Regions from separate parts of the Mus musculus genome. Here region 1 is linked to region 2. Evidence: chromatin loops called from intact Hi-C (ENCODE). Cell type or tissue: left cerebral cortex. All regions are shown on one strand. Each heading gives the region's core, and the rest is flanking DNA. Links, peaks and the distances in the headings are about the cores only. Region 1 overlaps Sec31a (Sec31 homolog A (S. cerevisiae)). Region 2 overlaps Helq (helicase, POLQ-like).

Region 1 (4,393 bases), core at 204-4,203, 390 kb before region 2:
ATGGTGGCCCACACCTGTAACTGAAGTTCTAGGCAAGAACTGCATGCACAGTGAGAGACCCTGTCTCAAACAGAAACAAAGTTTTACTCCTAACCAAAAAATTTTAATTGTAGAATTATAGAATTTAACCTTATTGTATTCAAGATTGGTTTTCTTGAAAAAAGTCAGTATTAAGAAACATCTGTGAAAGCAAAATGTGAAAAAGGAAACTCTTAGTCTGCTATGAAAAGACAATCTGCTGACAGGTTTTCCCCTTTGGCTCTTCTGTATCATCAGGAAGAGAAATGCCAGGAACCTTCACCTCCATCCCTCTCCCCATGCTCACTAGCCAGGTCTACGACAGATACTAAATACTTTATGTTTTTATTACAGCCCCTCTCGGGTTCTAATGTTAAGTCTGCTTAGTGATGTCTCTCTTCTTTAAGTTATTTACGCACTTGTTAGCTTATAATGATGTACGAGATCATGTTGTGTTCTCTTTCTAAGTTTTTCTGGCCTCGGAGACAAGGTCTTGCTGTAAGGCCAGGCTGGCCTTGACCTTGGCATCCAAGTGCTGGCATTACAGGTGTGTGCTACCAATGCCCAGCTTGGGCTTCTTGAATTTCATCTTGTATTTCTGAAGTCACACTATCTCAAATGTTTCTTGAAAAGGAAAACAGATTTTGATTATAATATGAATAATTTACTGCTAATGAACACTAACTTTAGGGCCAGAGAAATGGCTAAGCAAATAAATGTACTCACTGTAAAATGAACATGCATAGACACACACACAGGAACAAAAATTAAAAATAAACCCAACTTTACCTTCAAGAAGGACCACACATTTTTCTCAAACTCGGTCTGGGAAGCCTCGATCTTTTTCTGGCAGTAACCGATGAAGCCCTGAGACTGCACAGCATGCTGCAGCTGCGCCGACCGGTTGAGAAAGTCCTTCTCCGTCACCACCTGACTGATGAACACAGGCTGCCGTCGCTGCTGCTCAGCTCCCTGCTGCAGCGGCACTGCAACGCTCTCAAAAGTCACCAACTTCCCTCCAAACTGTGAAGGACAAATGAGCTCGTGAGCCGTCAATCTGAGCTCCCAAGGCTCCGGAAGCCTGCTGAAGTGAAAACTGTGCCCCACGGACAGGCCCCCCACAACCCAGAGCCTCAGGCTATCCATCCTTCAGCTGTCCCGTGCAGTTGGCACAAGCCACCTTGGATAGGCAGTACTTTGTGCTGTCCCACAATTCCTGGTAGCACGCTGCCCTGACCATAAGTGAAATCCACCTACCGAGAAGGAAGCGCCCACAGGCCTCCGGATCCACTTGGGAGGCTTCTTCAGGGGCAGCACTATGCTGTGCTGAGCGCTCTGCTGTGGGATTTGTAATGGAGGGAGAGGCTGTCCTGTGCCGAAAGGATCAAGATTCCCAAAAGATGATGAAAGCTAGTTTAAAAAAAACCAAAAAACAGTAACCTGTGCGAACTGTGTTGCAACTTTTCAACAACAAAATATCTAACAATTATCCAGTAAAGTGGCATTGCTGGTTGGTAAAATCACTTTAAAAATAGTTGCACACGTATGGCTATCTTTCTCGGTCGCAACCATCAAAAGCCTTAATACTGCCTGTTACCTTGTCAACTTGTTTCTGCCGTAAGCCGTCTATGCTCCCTCCCATGATGGAATAGACACTGATCCGTCCATCAAAGGAAGCAGCGGACAGGACAGCAGGATTTCGAGGACACCACTGGATATCAAAGCACCACTGTGTGTTGGTGGGAAGTTCATATAATACCTAGTCCAACATAAATAAAATACGTTAGAAAAAGGGATAGCCTGGTCATAAGCAAAATAAGTAAGGCTGGTAATACGTGCAGCTGAACATTTTCTATAAGAAAGAGTCTTAGCCAAGAAAACCAAGACTAAGTTCTCCGTACAGCACAGTGATCCTGGGATGGTCCAAGAAGGACAGGAGTGCTACTCAGTAGTCTGTTTTCCTAAAATGTCAAGAGCAGGCAAACTGAACATTTTACCAAATTCTAATGCGCACCGCCCCCCCCCCCCAACTGGTTTTGCCTGGAGAGATCTAAATAACTATATTTAGGTCATTTAAAGATCAAACTGTATGAGCTGGTGAGATAGCTAAATGATTAAAGCATTGGCTGCTCTTCCAGAAGTCTTGAGTTCAATTCCCAGTAACCACATGTGGCTCAAAACCATCTGTAATGGGATCTGATGCCCTCTTCTGGCCTGAGGATGTATTTGTAAAAGAACACTTTAAATTAAATTAAAAAAAAAAAAAAGATGACACCCCGTAAGCCACACCCTTAGACAGAACTGCCAACTCTAGCTTTCAGGCTAAGGGAAAACAAGCACATGCCATTCCTACTGCCAAGGAATCCCAGCCAAGTTTCCCATAAAGGAAAAGGCCATGGACAACTTTTAGAACGCTGTTCCAGGGCTGAGCGTGAGGACCACAGTTCAAGCCCCTGCACCCACACTTGCCTGTAACCACAGAGCTGGGGAGGCAGAGACAGGAAGATTCCTGAGGGAGGCCAATCAGAGATTCTGTCTCAAAAAACAGGTAGCAAGGCAACGGACAAAGAGACACTGTTAATTTCTGGCAGCCAGGACATACACACATAAGTGCACGTGCATTTGTATGTACATGAACATATACACACAGAGGAAATTAAAAATAAATAAAAAGTTATCAGAATTCTGCTGACCCAGAGTGTGATAATAACGGGGAAATTTAGGAGCATGCGTCTGAGGCCTTAAGAAAAGCCAAATGACTTTAACTTTGGTATTGTATGGAATTAACAAAACAAAAACCAAACAAACACAAAACCCCAACCACACAGTGAAGAAGCTTCCCGCCTGCTCACGTCTTTGATGCTTGCACTGGCTCATTTGTAACCTGAAACTTCACTGAACTAGAAAATCTAGTTATTTTAGTTGTCGCATATATACATACTGAAAAGTCAATTCCTTTAAATCCCATAAAATACAACCATATGCAAACGTTTATTTGATAAATGAATTTTTTTCCTGGCTTCAAATCCCACAGGCAGAATTTATTGTTGGGTTAATTCTGTTCTCAGCCCCCTAACCTTAAGGTTTCTGTACTCCTACAAAAACATAATCTAAAACTTTAAACTGGAAACCAAGGAACTTTTATTTTTATTTTATAAGACAGATAAAAGTCTACTGACAGGCCAGGCCCAGCATATAGCCCTGCCCAGCATCTAAGGCCCTGTGCTTAACTCTCAACACCTAAGAGAGGGAAATGTATTGAAACATTTCCTCACTTATTCAGTATTCTGTGTGCATGTGCGTGTGCATGGCGGGTAAGTGCGGGAGGCATGCACCACAGTACCCCGTGGATGACAAAGTTCAGGAGTCAGCCCTCCCTCTCCTCCTGCCTTGTGGAAGTGAATTCTCTCCTTTCTGCTGTTGCAGACCCAAGTTAACAGAGGTGAGTGCTTCCCACCTTGCTGGAGGGGTGCTGAGGCTATGCATGGAGCCACTGCATCCTGCTTCTCATGAGGGTTCCAGGAATCAAACAGGTTTCCAGACTTAACTGCTGAGCCAGCTTGCCAGCCAGAAGACAATTTTTAATGGTGCTGGAAACCAAGCCTAAACCTTGGCACCGGCTAAACAAGTGCTTGACCACTGAGCCACAATTCCAGCCCCAGCCATTCACATTTGTCTTAGTTTTCCAGCAGAGCAACTACAAAAGCACCTGCAATAATTGGTCTACTTACTTTAATAGAGAAGAGGAAAAGATATAAGGCTACGGCTTGGGGCTGGAGAGATGGCTCAGAGCACTCCATGTTCTTCCAGAGGACCCAGGTTCAAATCCCAGCCCCTACATGTTGGCTCCCGACTGTGTGTGACTCCAGTTCTATGGGATCTGACGTCCTCACACACACATACATGCAAAGCACCAATTCACATAAAAACACCAATGCACAAAAATAAAAATAGTGATTTTTAAAAGAAGACTGTAGCTAGAATCTATGTTCCAATAGAGAAAGATTAATTTTAAAGATTAAAGGAAATGAGCCTGGGTAATGTTCCTGACAGAGTTCTGATGGATTAATATCTGTCACCTTCCTCCAATGGTTTTAATTATAATTATGTGCTTAATATCCATGTGGAAAATTCTTATTCAGGTAGAAGTAAGATATTCCAAGGGCTGACAGGCTGAGAAGCACCCCTCCTCCTACCTCTCCTGTGTTAGGGTTAGAGCAGAGAATCTTAGCATCTTTTCCACAGCTTAACAACAACTCAGGATCTGCCATGCTCCAAGCAACTGCCAAAATCCCCCTATAAAAAAAAATAGGCGGGAGAGAGGAACAAATGAGAACAGTATACTGACGGAACTCACTTCTCTGTTTACTAGTCC
Region 2 (4,393 bases), core at 127-4,126:
CCTTCTTCTGTATCTAATCCGTGTCTCTCCCTCAACCTCATTGCGTTTATTTTCTTCTTTAGACTTCTAGTGTGTCAGGTACACTGTAAGGATTATTACCATCCGTCTGCAAAGTACTAAAACTTGTGATATCTGTTTCAGTTATGTCTCACATTTTACTTCCATGTTCATACTAATGAGGACAAGCCATATGACAAGCTTGTAGTTTTGCAGTTAGAAAACAGCGAAATTCAAACTCTGGCTTTTACCACTTTTTGTTGTTGTTGTGACTGTACTTTGGGCACAAGGACACAATTTAACTTAAAAATAAGTCTAAAAGAGATTAATCAATAACTCTTAAAAAAAAATCTCTTTTTTTCCTTGGTGTGACAGGGTTTTTCTGTGTAGCCCTGGCTGTCCTGGAACTCAACTCTGTAGACCAGGCTGGCCTCAAGCTCAGAAATCTGCCTGCCTCTGCCTCCCAAGTGTTGGGATTAAAGGTGTGTGCCATTACCACCCTGCTCATTAGTCTTCATACTTGATCTCTAAGATTCTGTTTTCATGTTAGTAAACCCGTCAGAAGTTGAAAATATTGTAAGTGAAAATGCACCCACCACACTCAGCCTACAGAGCCTCGCCGTTTGGTAACATTCTCCTCCGTAGAGCATCAGCTCTTCATGTTTGCAGATCTGGGGCTTACTAGCCTCAGCTCTGGGCTGGTGGGATTGTACCATGCGATGGCAGGCACACCTCCCTTCTCGTGTGGGCAGAGGTGATGGGCTGTCGAATTTCTGGATCCACTGTCTCATGGCTTCCACAGTACTGTCTCCTATAAACTAACTTCAGGTGGGCATCAATTATTATCTGATTTCTTATATTTCCTCTACTGAAGAGTTAAAAAGACCCAGATTCAGAGTCTTTTAAAAAATAATTTATTTTTATTTTAAATACAGTGTTTTGCCTGCATGTGTATCTGTGTGAGGGTGTTGGATCCCTTGGAAGTGGTGTTATAGACAGTTGTGAGCTGACAGATGGCTGCTGGGAATTGAACCCAGACCTTCAAGAAGTACAGCCAGTGTACTCTTATTTGCTGAGCAATCTCTCCAGTTCCCAGATTTAGATTTTTTTAAAAATGTCAAAGATTATTCTTTTTCATATTACATTAGAAGTTACCATTTTTTTCATTTTATAATTTGCCTGAATTTTAAAAAATCTCTATTGTCTCAGGTAATACTCATCATAAGAATATCTTTAAAAAATACCTTCAGACCAATTAAAGAGAGAAACAAAGCCTGGATCCCCTTGGTGAATTCCTCGACAAGATGGCTGCAGCAGGTCTCCAGGGGTCCGCTTATGAGTTCCAGGACCTACGAAAGTTAAAGCAGTCTTAGGTCTGTGCTGTGACTCAATCTAAACAGTGTTCTACAGAAAGCCCTCGTACTTTGTAACATTTCTGGACGCCCCAAACTCCTCCAAAGCTAAAACAAAACCAAATCACAAAAACCCAAAGGAGCAAGAATTAACAGACGTTCTGTAGCATCGTTATAGAACGATGCCTGAAATATGAAAGTATCTGAGCCACTCTTCCTGAATCTTACTGAGCCAGAAGGATGTAGGGACGATGGCAGGTAGAGTTTAAGCGGTGGTTGCATGTGAGTGTGGTCCAGCCGAGGGAGCCTCACCTGCTGCTTGTCCTTCTCTTGCAGCAGAAGGATGCTCTCCCCGGCAGTGTCTATCCCAGCGCGGCCGGCCCTGCCAACCATCTGCTTGTACTGATTCCTCTTTAAGAACGTGTTAGCCACATAGGGAGCTCGTAAGATGACTCTGCAGAAGGGATAAAATTAAAGTGATCCTCTACACCGGCAACTACTTTTTAAACCCAATTCCATTTTACTGGTTTTATTAAGTGTAATGACACGTTAACTTTAAGTAAAACTGCACCTACACTGGATCTCTGATGTCCTAGGTCCTTACATATATTACCTGTAGTTCTTACAAAATGCTTAGCAATATCCTTAATTTCCTTTCTCATGAAGAAATGGCTGAAGTTCAGTAGTGGCTTCCCTTAAATAGCAAGTGAGGAAATGCCAGAGCCATCGCAGCTCAGAGGCTTGTGATTGGCTATCGCAGTGCTCTCCACAGCTTCGTGATTTGATACCCGGAACTGAGAGATTTGGCCTTGTACCACCACCTCCATGTGCTACTGTATGCTACCGATTTATAAACTGATATTATCTTTAACTATGAGGCACTGCAGATTTCAACTGGCTTTAGTCTACAAAAACATCAATTTCAATTCTGCTCAGGTATAAACAAATCCCTAGTCAGCTTTGCTCTTCAAGGGCAATTGAAGAGTCTATAATTTGCATTATCGACTTCCTTATTTATAAATCTCAATGGCCTATGTAGATTGGTGAAAGCTTGAAGAAAACAAAATGGTGGAAAAGTAAGAGAACACAGAAAAATGGCTGCATACAACAAATACAGTAAAGAATTTGGGAAAATTGTAAACAGTATCCACAAAAAATTCCAGAGGGAATCATATCCAGTGTTTTCAAGCAGACTTCTACAAGAAGTATATCAGAGTTTTTGAAAATTTAAAATGCATTTAAAATCTAAAGATGTAATGAATAAACATAACTAATAGAACTGGAAAAAGCTAGTTTGCTCTGTCCCGACACCCCATGTGTACAGTTGCCACTGTATTCATCCCACGTCCTTTTACCCCATCCCACTTTGCTAACCTTCTACTTCTGGGTCTTTAAAAGAAAACAGATTGGGGGGGCTGGTGGTACTTGGGTTTGAACCTAGAACTTTCTAGGTGTTAGGCAAGCACTCTGCACTATACTGTCTTCCAGCCCACTAAAACTTGAATTTTATATGGAAGGTAAAGTTGGAGAAAAACAGCTGATAAGCTGTAACTTCACGTCTTTATCCCAGGCTAGCCTAAGTCATAAGAGAAGAGAATGAAGCTCATGGAGAGATGGAATACAGAAATGACCAGCAACAGCTCTGAGACAAAGGATGGAGCCTCCCACCAAGTGCCACGCCCTAACAAAAGACAGTGAACTGGGACTGCAGGGATTACATGAGCAGGCTGCCTGGGCTCCAACTTGGCTTTGAAACTCATCTATTTGATGTGACATTCAACAAGCAAGCAAGCAAGCAAGCAAGCAAGCTATCTATCTATCTATCTATCTATCTATCTATCTATCTATCTATCTATCTATCTATCTATCATCTATCTATTTTTTTTTTTTTTTGAGACAGGGTTTCTCTGTGCAGCCCTGGCTGTCCTGGACCTTACTCTGCAGACCAGGCTGGGCTTGAACTCACAGATCCGCCTGTCTCTGCCTCCTGAGTGCTGGGGAAGTTCATTATTTTATAGATTTCAATTGCATAAAATATTGGTGATAAATCATGAGGGCTGACTAAATGAATGCACATTTATCAGTTAGGTGCCAGGTGTGGGAGCTGGTGACGTAGGGACAGGAGGGAAGGACACACCGACCATAGTAAGCGCCATTACTCACCATGAGGAAAATGGAAGGGTACAGGGGAAAGTGCAAAGCTGCAAGAGCGGCTGGCTCAGTGGCATGGTACCGGCCTCCAAGGCTGACAGCCTGGCTTTATCACGAGGATTCACAAGGTGGACGGAGGAAACCAACAGACTCCTGAACCCTGAAGCTCACCTCCGACCTCCACGGTCACACTGCGACATGCACGCTCCTCTACCTATATATTACATATTATATCCTTCTCTATTTCTATGAATATAGAAAGAGAGCTTTGGGAAAGCAGACAACTACAGGCCCGCACAGACACAAAGCTGCTTCCATGCTGGGAATGGTGGTGCAGGCTTCAATCCCAGCAGGTGGACCTTTGTTTTAAAGGCAGGTCTACATGGTGAGTTCCAGACCAGCCAGGGCTACACAGTGTGACCCTGTCTGTAACTAGATAAATAAATATACATAAATGTGAAGGGGGAACAGCATAGCTAACGACTATGTCACTGAGACGAAAGACTGTATATCCACCAGAAAAACATTCTATTTAATGTTCATAAACATTTTGTGAACATAAATTATTTGCTAGAGCCCCTCTCCCCCCAAGGAATAAGTTATAAAGAGAAGCCAATTATACAGTTTTCCACCGTTCGGTAATATCCGAAAAGGTGACATAGGGTCTGACCTACAAGAGTTTGTGGTGATTGGATATGCTCAGCCATGGGGAGTGGCACTATAAGGAGGTGTGGCCATGTGGGAGGAAGTCCATCACTGTGGGCTGGGCTTTGAGGTTTCCTAGAGCTCAAGCTCTGCCCAGTGTGGAAGAGTCTCCTCCTGGCTGCCTTCTGATCTAGATACAGATCCTGCCTACATGCTGCCATGCTCCCACCATGATGATAATGGACTGA

The links. A loop is a pair of places that touch in the nucleus more often than their neighbours do. Peaks named below come from ENCODE experiments on the same cell type or tissue, not always from the same donor. Only the 100,000 strongest peaks of a DNase experiment are listed, where the experiment ranks them.
Region 1: a loop joins it to region 2, with 6 times the contacts of the local background. A loop is called at or near these places in 4 of 42 quality-filtered maps.

What each region holds. Positions count from the first base shown.
Region 1 is chr5:100,391,588-100,395,980 of GRCm38, forward strand. It overlaps Sec31a (Sec31 homolog A (S. cerevisiae)), which reads right to left. Exons shown (of 28, transcript NM_026969.1): 8 at 4,215-4,314; 9 at 1,616-1,777; 10 at 1,276-1,428; 11 at 808-1,041. Among named protein-coding and RNA genes, the nearest start is that of Sec31a, 22 kb to the right of the region's middle. In left cerebral cortex, for the core only: CTCF peaks have their summits at 2,202 (motif pointing left) and 2,403; no DNase peak of the experiment used is centred there.
Region 2 is chr5:100,777,491-100,781,883 of GRCm38, forward strand. It overlaps Helq (helicase, POLQ-like), which reads right to left. Exons shown (of 18, transcript NM_001081107.1): 10 at 1,662-1,803; 11 at 1,242-1,346. Among named protein-coding and RNA genes, the nearest start is that of Helq, 19 kb to the right of the region's middle. In left cerebral cortex, for the core only: no CTCF peak of the experiment used is centred there; a DNase peak (open chromatin) is centred at 1,735.